3 separate regions of the Homo sapiens genome follow, and regions 2 and 3 are each linked to region 1. The links are chromatin contacts, found by Hi-C or POLR2A ChIA-PET in ENCODE. All regions are on one chromosome and are shown on one strand. The core of a region is the stretch at or near the end of the contact, and the rest is flanking DNA. Distances in the headings are between cores, read along the strand shown. Region 1 holds the start of BAG1 (BAG cochaperone 1). Region 2 holds the start of UBAP1 (ubiquitin associated protein 1). Region 3 holds the start of DCAF12 (DDB1 and CUL4 associated factor 12).

Region 1 (3,993 bases), core at 798-3,297:
AAAAAAAAAAGAAAAAGAAAGAAAGAAAAAGAAATGCTTACCCTTAAATATGAGTTTCTGAAAAGACTGTGGAACCCCTATGACCTCTTCAACAACCTGGGCCAGGTCTTGGACAACTGGTTCACTGCTGCCCTGCTGGGAGGTAACATGAAGGTCGTGCTTCTCATTGCCTGGGGAGAAAGAAAAGCATTTGACGAATATGATTCTTTCACATACACCAATATAGGATGACACTTTATCACATTTATTTACCCAGCCTTCAAGGCCCAGCTCATATGCCACCTACTCCACAGAGCCTGCCCCCATGCCACCCAGCTTTCCTCTGGTGACCTCCTCAAGTATCTCTGTTTCCTCTATTATAATAACTAACAATATGAATGATATCTGCTAACATTTTAAGCATTTCATGCATAATCTAATTTAATCCTCAGATAAACCCCACGAAGTAGATCTACCTATTACTTCTTATTTCACAGATGAGCAAACTGTGACTTCAGGCAAGTTAAGGACTGCCTATGGAGACTCAACTGTTGGAATCAGAAGTTGATATCAGATCTAGCTGATTCCCAAGCCCACCTTTTTCATCACAAGCCATCTGCTTCCTGTGGCTTGACTGCCCTGTACCCTGTATTGTATTGGTCTCGTCTCGCTTGCTGTAATGGGCAAGTGACTGTTTTCCTCCAAGTCTCTCCCACTGAACACACTTGAGTGCATCCATGATTTGTGCTAAGTAAACAGACAAATGCATACGAACAGCAGAGCCTTTCTTTCTGAAGAAGAGACGCCAATTCTTTTCCAGGGATGCGGACAGCAAGGAGGGAGCCTGTGTACAGTACATTACACCAAGGTTTGGTTCCCCCAACAGCTCCGTGAGGTCAGCAGGAGCCAGGGTTACCAAATCTACTTCACAGAGGAGAAACCGGATTCTTAGAAGAAGCCGTCCATCCCAAGGTCACTCAAAACCGCAGGATCTAGAATCCAGGTCTCCAGATTCCCAGACCCTTGGGCCTCCCCTAGCTGGTTCTAGAGAAACCTCATGGACTCAGCTCTCCGGTGTACTGACTTCATTTGGTGGTGTGTCAACTCCAACAGTAGGCAGACCCAAAGGGTGCCCAGAGTACAACGCTTGGACCCACGGCCAACTCAAGCGGCGCACACGGAGAAGGCACTCAGCACACGAGGAGCACCCCGGCATGCACGAAGTTCTGACTTATCACACACGGAGCAGTCGTAGACCACATGGCCCAATATATGCCTGACACAAAGGGCACAATAACTGCGCGGGCACACAAACACAACCAGGCCCACGACGTAAAGCACGGAGAAGCTCAAACACCCAGGATCGCACAAATGACCAGAGACAAAATACACCGGCCACATGGAAAAGTGTACAGACACAAGCCCGGGACAAAAGACAGTTCCACGGACACAACCAATAACCCACGCTTCCGGACGCCAGGACAAGCGCAAGGTCACACGCTTCTGGAGGACACGTGACTAAACCCACAGACCCCGCCGGGCTTTCGGGACCTGCATGGAGCCCACCTGGCGCCCGACACTCACTGTGGGTGACAGTCACGGTGAGCCCAGCTGCCGCCATTTCCTCCCTGGTCACCTCCTCGCTCCGGGTCGACTCCTCGTCCCGGGTCACCTCCTGGCTCCGATTCATCTCTTCGCCCTGGGTCGCCTCCTCACTCTGGGTCGCCTCTTCACTCCAGGTCGCTTCCTCACTCAGGGTCAACTCCTCGCTCCGGGTCAACTCCTCGCTCCGGGTCGAGCGGCGCCGGGTTTTCTTCTTCATCCGCGGCCTGCGAGCGCCGGCGGCGGCGCCCCTGGTGGGTCGGTCATGCCCGCTGGCAGTACTCCGGGCAGGTGGACGCCCAGAGGGAGGCGGACCACGCTGGGCCGGGGGCTCCGACTGGCGCGGCTCCCGGCCTGGCCGAAGGGCGCGCAGCCGGGAACCCAGCCGCTCCCGGTCGCCTCGCGGTCTCCGCGCCCCCCCGCGCTGAGCCAGGCCCGCACTTGTTGACCGCCCAGCGATGGAAGCTGAGCGCGGCGTCTCACAACCCCGCCCGACTACTTCCCAGCCCCGCCCCGGCCTGCCGGCCCCGCCCTCGCCCTATGCCGCGTTAGTTGCCTCCAGGCCCCACCCACTCAACTGAGGCCCCGCCTTGCTACAGTAAAACCCCTCCCACTCCTTCTACCAACACCCCGCCCCCTGCAGGCTCTCTCCGAGAGCACCAAGTCCTTTTGCTCTCCATCCCCGGAAGACCCGGCTGAAAATCCGGAAAAAGAATCGGGAAACGCCAGGAGGCATATTGCGCTTGCGCACGGAGGGGCCGGAAGTCGAGGCGGGAGTGACTCTGCTTCCGTTTCTGGTTTTGCTCTAGTGTTTGGGTTTCTTCGCGGCTGCTCAAGATGAACCGACTCTTCGGGAAAGCGAAACCCAAGGCTCCGCCGCCCAGCCTGACTGACTGCATTGGCACGGTGGGCATTTGATCATGCATAAGTAGGCTCAGGACCTCTGACACACCCGACCCCGCCCACCCCCAGCCCCGGGCCCATATTCTTCCACTTCATTTCGGGTCCTGGGCCCCTTACACGTCGTCCCTCTCTATCTCACCTTCTCCCCTTCATCCCTGTTACCCAAGTCATTCCTAACGCCACAAACCAGGGAACCCCTAACCCCATCACTGCCTTGCCCTGCCAGCACCCAACCCGTTTTGATGCCCATTGCCCGTCCACTCGCTCTCGCCTTGATCCTCTCACCTCACCCAGCCCTAGGCCCATACACCCTTCCCACCTCATCCTGCCTGATCCCTTACCCTTCTTCCATCTGTCATCCCCAGTCCACATCAGGACTCAGCTTGATATCCTAGGTCAACATATCTGTGCCTTCGTCCTGGATCTCAGTAACACAAAACTCAGAACCCTAGCCCCTCAGATTAAGCCACCATCCCCGATTTAGGGAATGGCATTAGATCTACAATCAGCTGGTTTCACTTGGCACTGGCCCATTTCATGTGCCTCTTGGAGGAACTCTCAGCCTGGCTAGTCTCTGATTCTAGGGAAATTCCAACTCAACTCAGTGATTCTCAAATTATTTTCTGCCCCAACCCACTTGAAGGCTACCTGGTATATCAGAATCGGGGCAGTGTGGCGGGGGGTAAGAGAATAATTTATAAAGCCCAGGGTTTCTGGTTGGGAATACCCTTCTTTGTGAACCACTGTTTTTCACCCTTCCCCTTAAGCTCCTCTTTTCTTCCTCTGTATTCCTTCCTCTCTACCTGCCCCTTCTGGAATAAGTGTATTGCAGTAACTACCAGTGCATTTGATATTTTCCCCTAAGGTGGACAGTAGAGCAGAATCCATTGACAAGAAGATTTCTCGATTGGATGCTGAGCTAGTGAAGTATAAGGATCAGATCAAGAAGATGAGAGAGGGTCCTGCAAAGGTAAGGTGGGCAGCAACTGCTGCACAAGGTGCTGGCAGAGCCTAGTTTTAGCACCTATAGAAATAGGGCCTAGTTCGGCTGGGCGCAGTGGCTCATGCATGTAATCCCAGCACTTTGGGAGGCTGAGGCGGGTGGATCACGAGGTCAGGCATTTGAGACTAGCCTGGCCAACATAGCGAAACCCTGTCTCTACTGAAAATACAAAAACTTAGCTGGGCATGGTGGCAGGCGCCTGTAATCCCAGCTACTCAGGAGGCTGAGGCAGGAGAATCGCTTGAACCTGGGAGGCGGAGGTTGCAGTGAGCAGAGACCACACCATAGCACTCTAGCCCAAGTGACAGTGTGAGACTCCGTCTCAAAAAATAAGTGAAATAGGACCTAGTGCAGGGGCTGTGAGCATCCCTACAGAAGAGATGCTTACAGTCTGGTAAGGAGAAAACATGTGAGGGTGTATCCTTTAGGGAGGAGAGTTTGCAATCAAATATGGAAGGGAGGCTGGGGATTGATCTGGTGGAAAGAGATGCTGGTCACACGTCTAA
Region 2 (3,993 bases), core at 647-3,146, 910 kb after region 1:
TTTTATTTTGTATTTTTAGTAGAGATGGGGTTTCACCATGTTGGGTAGGCTGGTCTTAAACTCCTGACCTCAGATGATCTGCCTGCCTCAGCCTCCCAGAGTTCTGGGATTACAGGCGTGAGCCACCACACCCGACCTTGTTTTTTTTTTTTTTTTTTTTTTGAGACAGAGTCTTGCTCTGTTGCCCAGGCTAGAGTGCAATGGCATGATCATTGCTCACAGCAGCCTTAACCTCCCAGGCTGAGGCCATTTTCTCACCTCAGCCTCCTGACTAGCTGGGACCACAGATGTGTACAACCATGTCTGGCTAATTTTTTACAATTTTATTTTATTTTTAGACAGGGTCTCATTTGCAGAACCCAATAGCTGGGACTACAGTCGTGTACCACCATGCCCAACTGTTTTTTGTTGTTGTTAGAGATGAAGATTCTCCACGTTGCCCAGGCTGGTCTCAAACTCCTGAGCTCAAGAGATCTGACCATCTTGGCCTCCCAAAGTGCTGGGATTACAGGCGTTAGCCATCGTGCCTAGTCATTTTATTTTATTTTATTTTATTGCGACAAGATCTTGCTCTGTCACCCATGTTTGGAGTACACCAGCACAATCCTGGCTCACTGTAGCCTCGACCTCTCAGGCTCAAGTGATCCTCCTATCTCAGCCTCCTGAATAGTTAGGACCACAGGCACATGCCACCACGCCCAGATAATTTGAGTTTTTGTAGAGACAAGGTCTCACTATGTTGCCCAGGCTCACCTAATTTTTACCAAACTTTTTGTAGAGACGGGGGTCTCATGTTGCTTAAATTGGTCTTGAACTCCTGGGCTCAAGAGTCATCTTATTCAATTAATAATTCTCTGTCTCCTAATTCCAGCAGACATAGAAAGACACAGAAGGCCAGCGCCATGGCTCACGCCTACAATCCCAGCAATTTGGGAGACTGAGGCTTGAGCCCAGAAGTTTACCACCAGCCTGGGCAACATGGTGAGACCCCGTCTCTCCATATATATATATAAAATAATAAAAATTATCCGGGCGTGTTGGCATGTGGCTATAGTCCAAGCTACTCAGAAGGCTGAGGTGGGAGGATCACTTGAGCCCGACAGGTGGAGGTTGCAGGGTTGCAGTGCGCCAACATCGCGCCACTGCACTCCAGCCTAGGCGACAGAGCGAGACCCTGTCTCAAAAAAACAAAAAACACCCCAAACAGAAACAACAACAACAACAAAAACCCCCACAGAAGGCAGTGAAGGCTTGGGATAGGATTACCTGGTTTAAACCCATAGAATGTCAGAATTGAAGGAAGACTTAGAGGTCACCTTTGTTTTTTTTTCTTTTGATACAGAGTCGCGTTCCGTTGCCCACCTGGAGTGCAGTGGCGCGATCACGGCTACCGCAGCCTCGACCTCCCGGGCTCAAGCGACCCTCCTGCCTCGGCCTCTCAAAGTGCTGGAGTTACAGGCGTGAGCCACTGCGCCCGGCCTAGAAGTCACCTTTCAACTTAGTCCTCTATACATGGGAAAAGTGAGGTCCAGAAAGGGTATGAGTTGTACCAGGTCGCTGACCCTGAACAGAAGCTAGATGTCTTAATTCCCAAATAGGACTCGCTGCTAACTCTTTGGGCATACCTTCGCGATTCAAGGCTCTTGGGTTTCCCGCTTTGGCCGCCTCGCCAAACCCAAGTCTTACACTCTTAGTGACCCCCTCCTTTCCTCCTTCCCCCTTAGGTCAGCAGGGTTTACTCATTCCAATTGCAATGCTCCATGTTGCCGGAGTAGCTCCTCGCTAGAAGAGAGATTAGTTATGTCACCGTCGGCTCCTCCCATTGGTCCGGGCGTGTGGAGCGCGGCGCCATGACGTCAGACGCCCAAATGAGTGGGGCGGTGAGGGGAAGGAGGAGGGAAGTAGGACTTCAACATGGCGGCTGCGGCACTGGCGGTGGCTACGGTGACGGCCTGGCCCGGAGCGGGCAGAGTTGGAGGTGGTGGCGTTCGCTCTCCCTAGGGGCTGTCGGGAGCTCAGCGGGGACCGAGCCTGGGAGGCCGGCCGGTGCCAGCACCTTTCGGCTTCTGAGACGGCGGCAGCAGCGGCATTCAGGTGAGGGGGGCCTCCCTCTGGGGGAGGGGGAAGAGGGGCGGAGTTGGGGGAGGGGGGCTGGTACTGGGAGACTGGGAAACGGGATGGGGGGCCGAGCGAGGTGAAGGGCGCCGGAGCTAGGAGGTGGGAGGGAAAAGTGGCCGGAGATCCGCGATTCGGGGAGGATTCTGGGAGAAGGGTCGGAGTGAGGGGACCGGAGTTGAAGGGGCGGAGGGGAAGTGGGATGCGGAAAAATGAGTTCGGATTAAGGAGACTAATACCCTACTGGAAGACAGGCATAGTAGACATCTATCGGGCTGGACTGAGAACTCGGTGGGAACTAGAGGATGTCAGGGAGGGGGACCCAGATTTTAGTAAAGAAGGTGAGTGGTGGGGAGTTGAGGGTGAGCTGGGGACGTGCGGTGTAGATTTAGTTCTCCCTGAGGCAATGAGATTGGGGAGAAAAGGTGGAGACTAGACCAGAGGTGAGTGATCTTTGGGGATATCTTTGGCCTTGTCTGGTCTTCTCCAGGTATGTTTATCCGCCTTTTTTGTTTCTTGGGTGGAGGCTTACCTATACAGTCCACCTGGGCCTCAGGAACCGCCCCAGTCTTTCTTGTGGAACGTCAGGTTCATTTATTTGAGCTATATCAGTGATCTTTGACCTTTGTTGCCAAATGTAATTGTTTCCAGACTAGCGTCTTAAAAGTATGGTTGGGCATAAAAATACGTTTTATGTTAAACTGAAAAAAAAATTGTTACTTTTAGTCACCATGCAGTGTTGCGAAACCAGATTTGGTAATTTAGTTAAGTATTACGTATATTCTGTTCTAACTTTACTCGTTAGTGCTTTGTCTCTTCAGTTATTAGCATTTGAGAATTTGAATAGATATGATGGATGTTTTCCTTTTTAATTTTGTCAGATTTGATGGTGGGAAAAACAAGATACTTAGTCTTTAGTGATATATAGTTCTTTCTAGTTAATGTCCCAACCTAAACTAAAAGTTTCCGTATTGGCCGGGCGCTGTGGCTCACGTCTGAAATCCCAGCACTTTGGGAGGCCGAGGCGGGCGGATCACGAGGTCAAGAGTTCAAGACCAGCCTGACCAACATGTTGAAACCCTTTCTCTACTAAAAAGCCAGCCGGGCGTGGTGGCAGGCGCCTGTAATCCCAGCTACTCGGGTGGCCGAGGCAGGAGAATGGCTTGAACCTGGGAGGCGGAGGTAGCAGTGAGCCTAGATCGCTGCATTGCACTCCAGCCTGGGCAACAGAGCGAGACTCCGACTCAAAAAAAAAAAAAAAGTTTACGTATTATGGCAAAGAATGTGAAATGTGTCAAGTCTTAAAAGAATTACATTGTCCGCATTAACTTACTATAAGTGAAATTTTATTAAATTTTTGTTTCTAGTTCTATTAATTCATGGTGTTTATTAAATAGCTACTGTGTGTTGCAATAATAAGAGTCATTATAATTACAGAAATGCTAAACTTAATGTTTCTTTAGTGAGTGACCATCGCTGTCATTGCACAGCAGATAACTTTACTAACCTGCTAGAACCTCATTGGAAAAAAAACTTTTTTTTTTTTTTGTTTCTTTTTATTTTTTTCCAGAGGGAGTCTCGGTCTGTTGCCCAGGCTGGAGTGCAGTGGCGCGATCTTGGCTTGCTGCAACCTCCGCCTCCTGGGTTCAAGTGACTGTCCTGCCTCAGCCTCCCGAGTAGCTGAGATTATAGACACCCACCACTACGGCTGGCTAATTTTTGTATTTTAGTAGAGACGGGGTTTCACCATGTTGGTCAGGCTGGTCTCGAACTTCTGACCTCAAATAATCCTCCGGCCTTGGTCTCCGAAAGTGCTGGGATTACAGGCGTGAGCCACCGCACCCGGCCTGTTTTCTTTTTTTTTTTTTTTTTGAGACA
Region 3 (3,993 bases), core at 784-3,283, 860 kb after region 1:
CTGAATGATGCTCTAAGCATCATTATTTCTTAAATCTTTCCTTTGAGGCCTATGACTTAAAAACCAGCATAAAAATATGAGGCAAAAACAAACAAACAAACAAACAACCCTCTAGAAGCAGCACATCCAGAGAGGGCCTGAAGAAATACACTCCTTTGAGGACTTATCAGAAAAGAAATGTATGAGTGAAAAAAGGAACACGAAAAGAGGAAGAAGTCACCAACGGGAAAGAATGGAAAGGAGAGTAAGGCAAGTCCCTCCTAAAAGAAACAGACGGGAAAACTAGCAGAGGTTCTAGAGCAAGTGGAGCAATATATCCACGACCTAGGAGAGAGGTCACATCCCCCCAGGCACTTACCGTGTTGCATTTTGTGCCACACACCACTTGCCTATGATTCAACCACTGAGATGCAAACACTTTATTAAGGGTCCCAAGGTGAAACTCTCTCTCCTTCAGGAGACTGGGAAGTTGCTGTGCTGCATAACCATGCAACACTCGAGAGTAGCTGGTTTCATTCTGTAGCCTGACTTCCCGGTTCTTCAAGTAGTATACTAAGGATCTCTTCACAGGAGGAAGTCTTTTCCTTTTGTGAAGCGAGTGATCCCAGCCAAACTGTGGAAACAACATTAGAAATCAGGGCTTTGGCTACTCTTCTTCAGAACAGATCCTACTGTATTACAGAAATCACCAACTCATAACTCATACTGCAGAATTTACAAACAACACAAATACAAACACAAGAGAACAAGAATCTCAATCCAGAAAGTCGTTTAACTCTTCCAACATTAAAAAGATGTTGCTCACAGTCAAACTTACCAATGTGAATTACAAGGGCTGAAAGTCAAGGGAATGAATGCAGAATAGAACAGACTAAAAGGTTTACTAGACATTTTAGGAGTGAAAGATTGAAGGAAATGAGAGGTAGAGTGATTCCCATACCGACATGGGCTGCATCTCTACCCAGCCCCCTTCTCCCTCTCAGTCTGTACTCCCACTGGAGCACGGAAGATACAGTCCAAGGAGCCAGACCTGGCTCCCAGGTCTTCCAGGGATGCATCATCAATGACCGTTCCTCTGTCATCATGCCCGCGCTCCAGGCAGTTGCAGAATTCGAAAAATCAACCGCCAACGGGGTAGTAGGCCCCCGGGAAATCAGAGGCCATATCTATGTCCAAGAAGGCCTTCCCCTCCAAAGGGGGCGGCATAGAGATGATACCTGGGAACTGTTGTTTCTTTTGGGGTCCAAACGCCGAAAGGCCCAGCTCAGGGTTGGGTATACATATAGGGAGACTACTTCCTTCTTCCAGGAGGGACGCAATCATCCCAGCTTCCTAGGGCCCATGGAAGGTAGAGTTCACTCTACCAGAGTTTGTTTCCGATTCCCTTAACTTCGGTTTCCCCTTCCTCCAAAGCCAAGATTCTGGTTTCTTTTCAAGCCCTATCCACGAATGCAGGCCTCCCGCGGATTATGTCCCATTCCTGAGTTCCCCTTTGGCTCCTCACCGCCCTGGCCTATCTGCCCTCCAGTTAACGAGGGTCCAGTCCTGACCCTATAGGCCCTGAACCCATTCCTGTTTTGCCTCTGACTGCAGACCCTGGACCCCGATTCCCGTCGCAGGATCTGCGGACCCTAAGCCCATCTTGGTTCCTCAGCCTCACCACCCAGGTGCCGGCCTCTCAACCCTCACCTGCGGGCCCTGAGCGTCGCTCCCAGCTCCCGGCGAGGCGGGCGCTTTCCGCTTCCTGCTAACTACTTTCCGGGCCATAGTGGGCAGCGCCGCCGCGGCCCCGCAGCCACATGGGGCGGGGGAAGCGAAGGATAGCAGGACGGCGGGTCATATACTGGGCCCCGGGGCCGCGCACCTTAGTGCGCCCGGCCCGGAAAATGGCCCGGACCCGGAGCGGCAGCAGAAAAAAGATAGGCGGAAAGAAAGGAAAGAGAGAGGAAGGACTTGAGCCGGGAAAGGGAAGGGGAAGCGAGAATGAGCGGCTTTCCGACGGCAGAGCCTGCAAGGACGGCGAGCGGCTAGAACCAAAACACCCCCTCCCCCTTGCTCGCGCGCCGTCACCCTTGCGCAGCCGCACTTCGGATAGCGTCGCCACGGAAACACCGCCGGAACGAGATGGGCGGGATCTAGGGGTTGGAAGATAGTTCTCTGGTGTTTCCCGGCCGCCGCCAGGCCATTTTCAACGGTTGTTTGGCTACTGCTGGATGGAAGTGGACGAGCTGGGGCCAAGGGAATCTGGCTTCTGGCCGCCGACCTCCGACCCCAGCCCGCCTATCCGCAGGCACCCGGAAGTGAGGACCACCAGTGCTGCTGGGGGAAGGAATCCTCCCTAGTGCAGGCCTTAACCCGGTTACCTCCCATCTGGCACCAAACGTTTCCCTGAATCTGTCACAAACCGTGCCCTGGCTCCAAGGGCTGGACAGGGGGGTGGGGGGGTGGGGGGCAGGAACCGCTCCCACCCTCGAGGTGAAGTCCAGTCAGGAAGTCAGGGCAGTGTGGCCAGACTTTCCCACCACTGAGAACCTGCCCAGCACAACCAACCCAGGCCGCCCTACGAGTCTCTGGCTACCCTCTTCCCACCGCTGGGTAGCCCTGAGGCTCCATTCTCCGCTCTGTCTCCTCCTGATCCTTTCTCCTGTCCGAAATGCTTCAGCCCCTCAGTCAGTTTCAGCTCCTCAGTCACCTTCCCCTTACGGTGCAACTTCACCATTCCCTTTAGATTTCCATGACCTGCCATCTAAACCACATGGTCTTTTGTGCTTTATGAAGTAGTCATCACGCTGTAAACTTATCTGTAGCTGCCTGCCTCACTCTTGGATTCAGGTTGCGTCTCCATTAGGGCAGGTCGGGAATTCTGAACTACAGGAAAGAGAGTGGTCATTTTTGGCTTGCCAGTCCAGTTAGAGCTGGCATTGGCCTCCAAACAAGGGGGCTTCATCAGGATCACCCTTGCCAACATTTTTGGAAGATCCTGAAGGAATATGACTGCCAGCCTTCGCTTTCCTCAAGCAAACAAACCCTCTGAGGAAGCAGGATGCTCTTGCTTGGGGCTGATTGGCCTCAGGCTGTGGTGCCCAGTTACCTGCTGGTCACTTCAGGCTTCAGGCCTCAGGCCTCATACCTCCAAGGAGCTCTGTTGGACCATCTCAAGTTCTGTCAACAAGGAGATTTGGATTTGTTTTCCAAGCCGAATCAAAGACCAGATTGAAGCAGGGTCTCCTGCCATCCCAAGTCGGCACTACCACTAACCCCTAATGTCTTGCGAAAGGCAGCTCCATCTTATTTGGTCAGGCCTGTCCCTTTAGAGATATGCACATAGTGAGTGGGTCAGGAGTGGGTCAGCTTTCTTTTTTGAGTCTGTTCTAATTCTGTCTTGCCCCGCAATGCTCTGGATGACCCAAGAGCCCCTGGGCAAGAGTCTGGAATCCTTTGAGAATCTCTAGGCTCAGATTGGGCTGTCAGTGCCAAGAGGGGCACACTGGGCACTGCTGCAGTCTCTTTCTCAAAGTTCCTTTACTTCATCTTCACAACCTAGGAACCATCCCCAAATGTACCTTATAGCAGAGCTCGCGATTTCTTTTCTTTTTTTTTTTTTGAGATGGAGTCTCACTCTGTAGCCTAGGCTGGAGTGCAGTGGCACGATCTCGGCTCACTGCAACCTCTGCCTCCTGGGTTCAAGTGATTCTCCTACCTCAGCCTCCTGAGTAGCTCAGATTACAGGTGCTCGCCACGTTGCCCAGCTAATTTTTTTTTTTCTTTTTTGAGACGGAGTCTCGCTCTGTCGCCCAGGATGGAGTGCAGTGGTGCGATCTCGGCTCACTGCAGGCTCCGCCTCCTGGGTTCACGCCATTCTCCTGGCTCAGCTTCCCGAATAGCTGAGACTACAGGCGCCCGCCACCACGCCTGGCTAATTTTTTGTATTTTTAGTAGAGACGGGGTTTCACCATGTTAGCCAGGATGGTTGCCCACTAATTTTTGTATTTT

What was found. A loop is a pair of places that touch in the nucleus more often than their neighbours do. ChIA-PET counts read pairs that join two places held with the same protein, here RNA polymerase II (POLR2A). Pooled maps may share reads with other maps.
Region 2: a loop to region 1 is called in a map of CD8-positive, alpha-beta T cell, with 9 times the contacts of the local background. The contact joins the promoter of UBAP1 here to the promoter of BAG1 in region 1. A Hi-C loop is called at or near these places in 2 of 168 maps with a recorded cell type or tissue (both CD8-positive, alpha-beta T cell) and 7 of 50 pooled maps. POLR2A ChIA-PET finds 5 or more read pairs at or near these places in 1 of 52 experiments (HEK293).
Region 3: a pooled map shows a loop between it and region 1 (10-fold over the local background). The contact joins the promoter of DCAF12 here to the promoter of BAG1 in region 1. A Hi-C loop is called at or near these places in 1 of 37 single-sample maps with no recorded cell type and 6 of 50 pooled maps. POLR2A ChIA-PET finds 5 or more read pairs at or near these places in 1 of 52 experiments (activated T-cell).

What each region holds. Positions count from the first base shown.
Region 1 is chr9:33,262,661-33,266,653 of GRCh38, forward strand. BAG1 (BAG cochaperone 1) reads right to left here and starts at 2,048. Exons shown (of 7, transcript NM_004323.6): 1 at 1,564-2,048; 2 at 42-170. The coding sequence starts at 2,014. CHMP5 (charged multivesicular body protein 5) reads left to right here and starts at 2,389. Exons shown (of 8, transcript NM_016410.6): 1 at 2,389-2,487; 2 at 3,350-3,454. The coding sequence starts at 2,419. RefSeq lists enhancers at 1,057-1,106, 1,237-1,826, 2,357-2,596 and a silencer at 1,857-2,176.
Region 2 is chr9:34,177,147-34,181,139 of GRCh38, forward strand. It overlaps UBAP1 (ubiquitin associated protein 1), which reads left to right and starts at 1,897. Exons shown (of 7, transcript NM_016525.5): 1 at 1,897-2,094. RefSeq lists enhancers at 946-1,904, 1,710-2,139, 1,905-2,861, 2,862-3,819.
Region 3 is chr9:34,124,665-34,128,657 of GRCh38, forward strand. It overlaps DCAF12 (DDB1 and CUL4 associated factor 12), which reads right to left and starts at 2,034. Exons shown (of 9, transcript NM_015397.4): 1 at 1,690-2,034; 2 at 359-613. The coding sequence starts at 1,767. RefSeq lists an enhancer at 1,583-2,284 and a silencer at 1,719-1,768.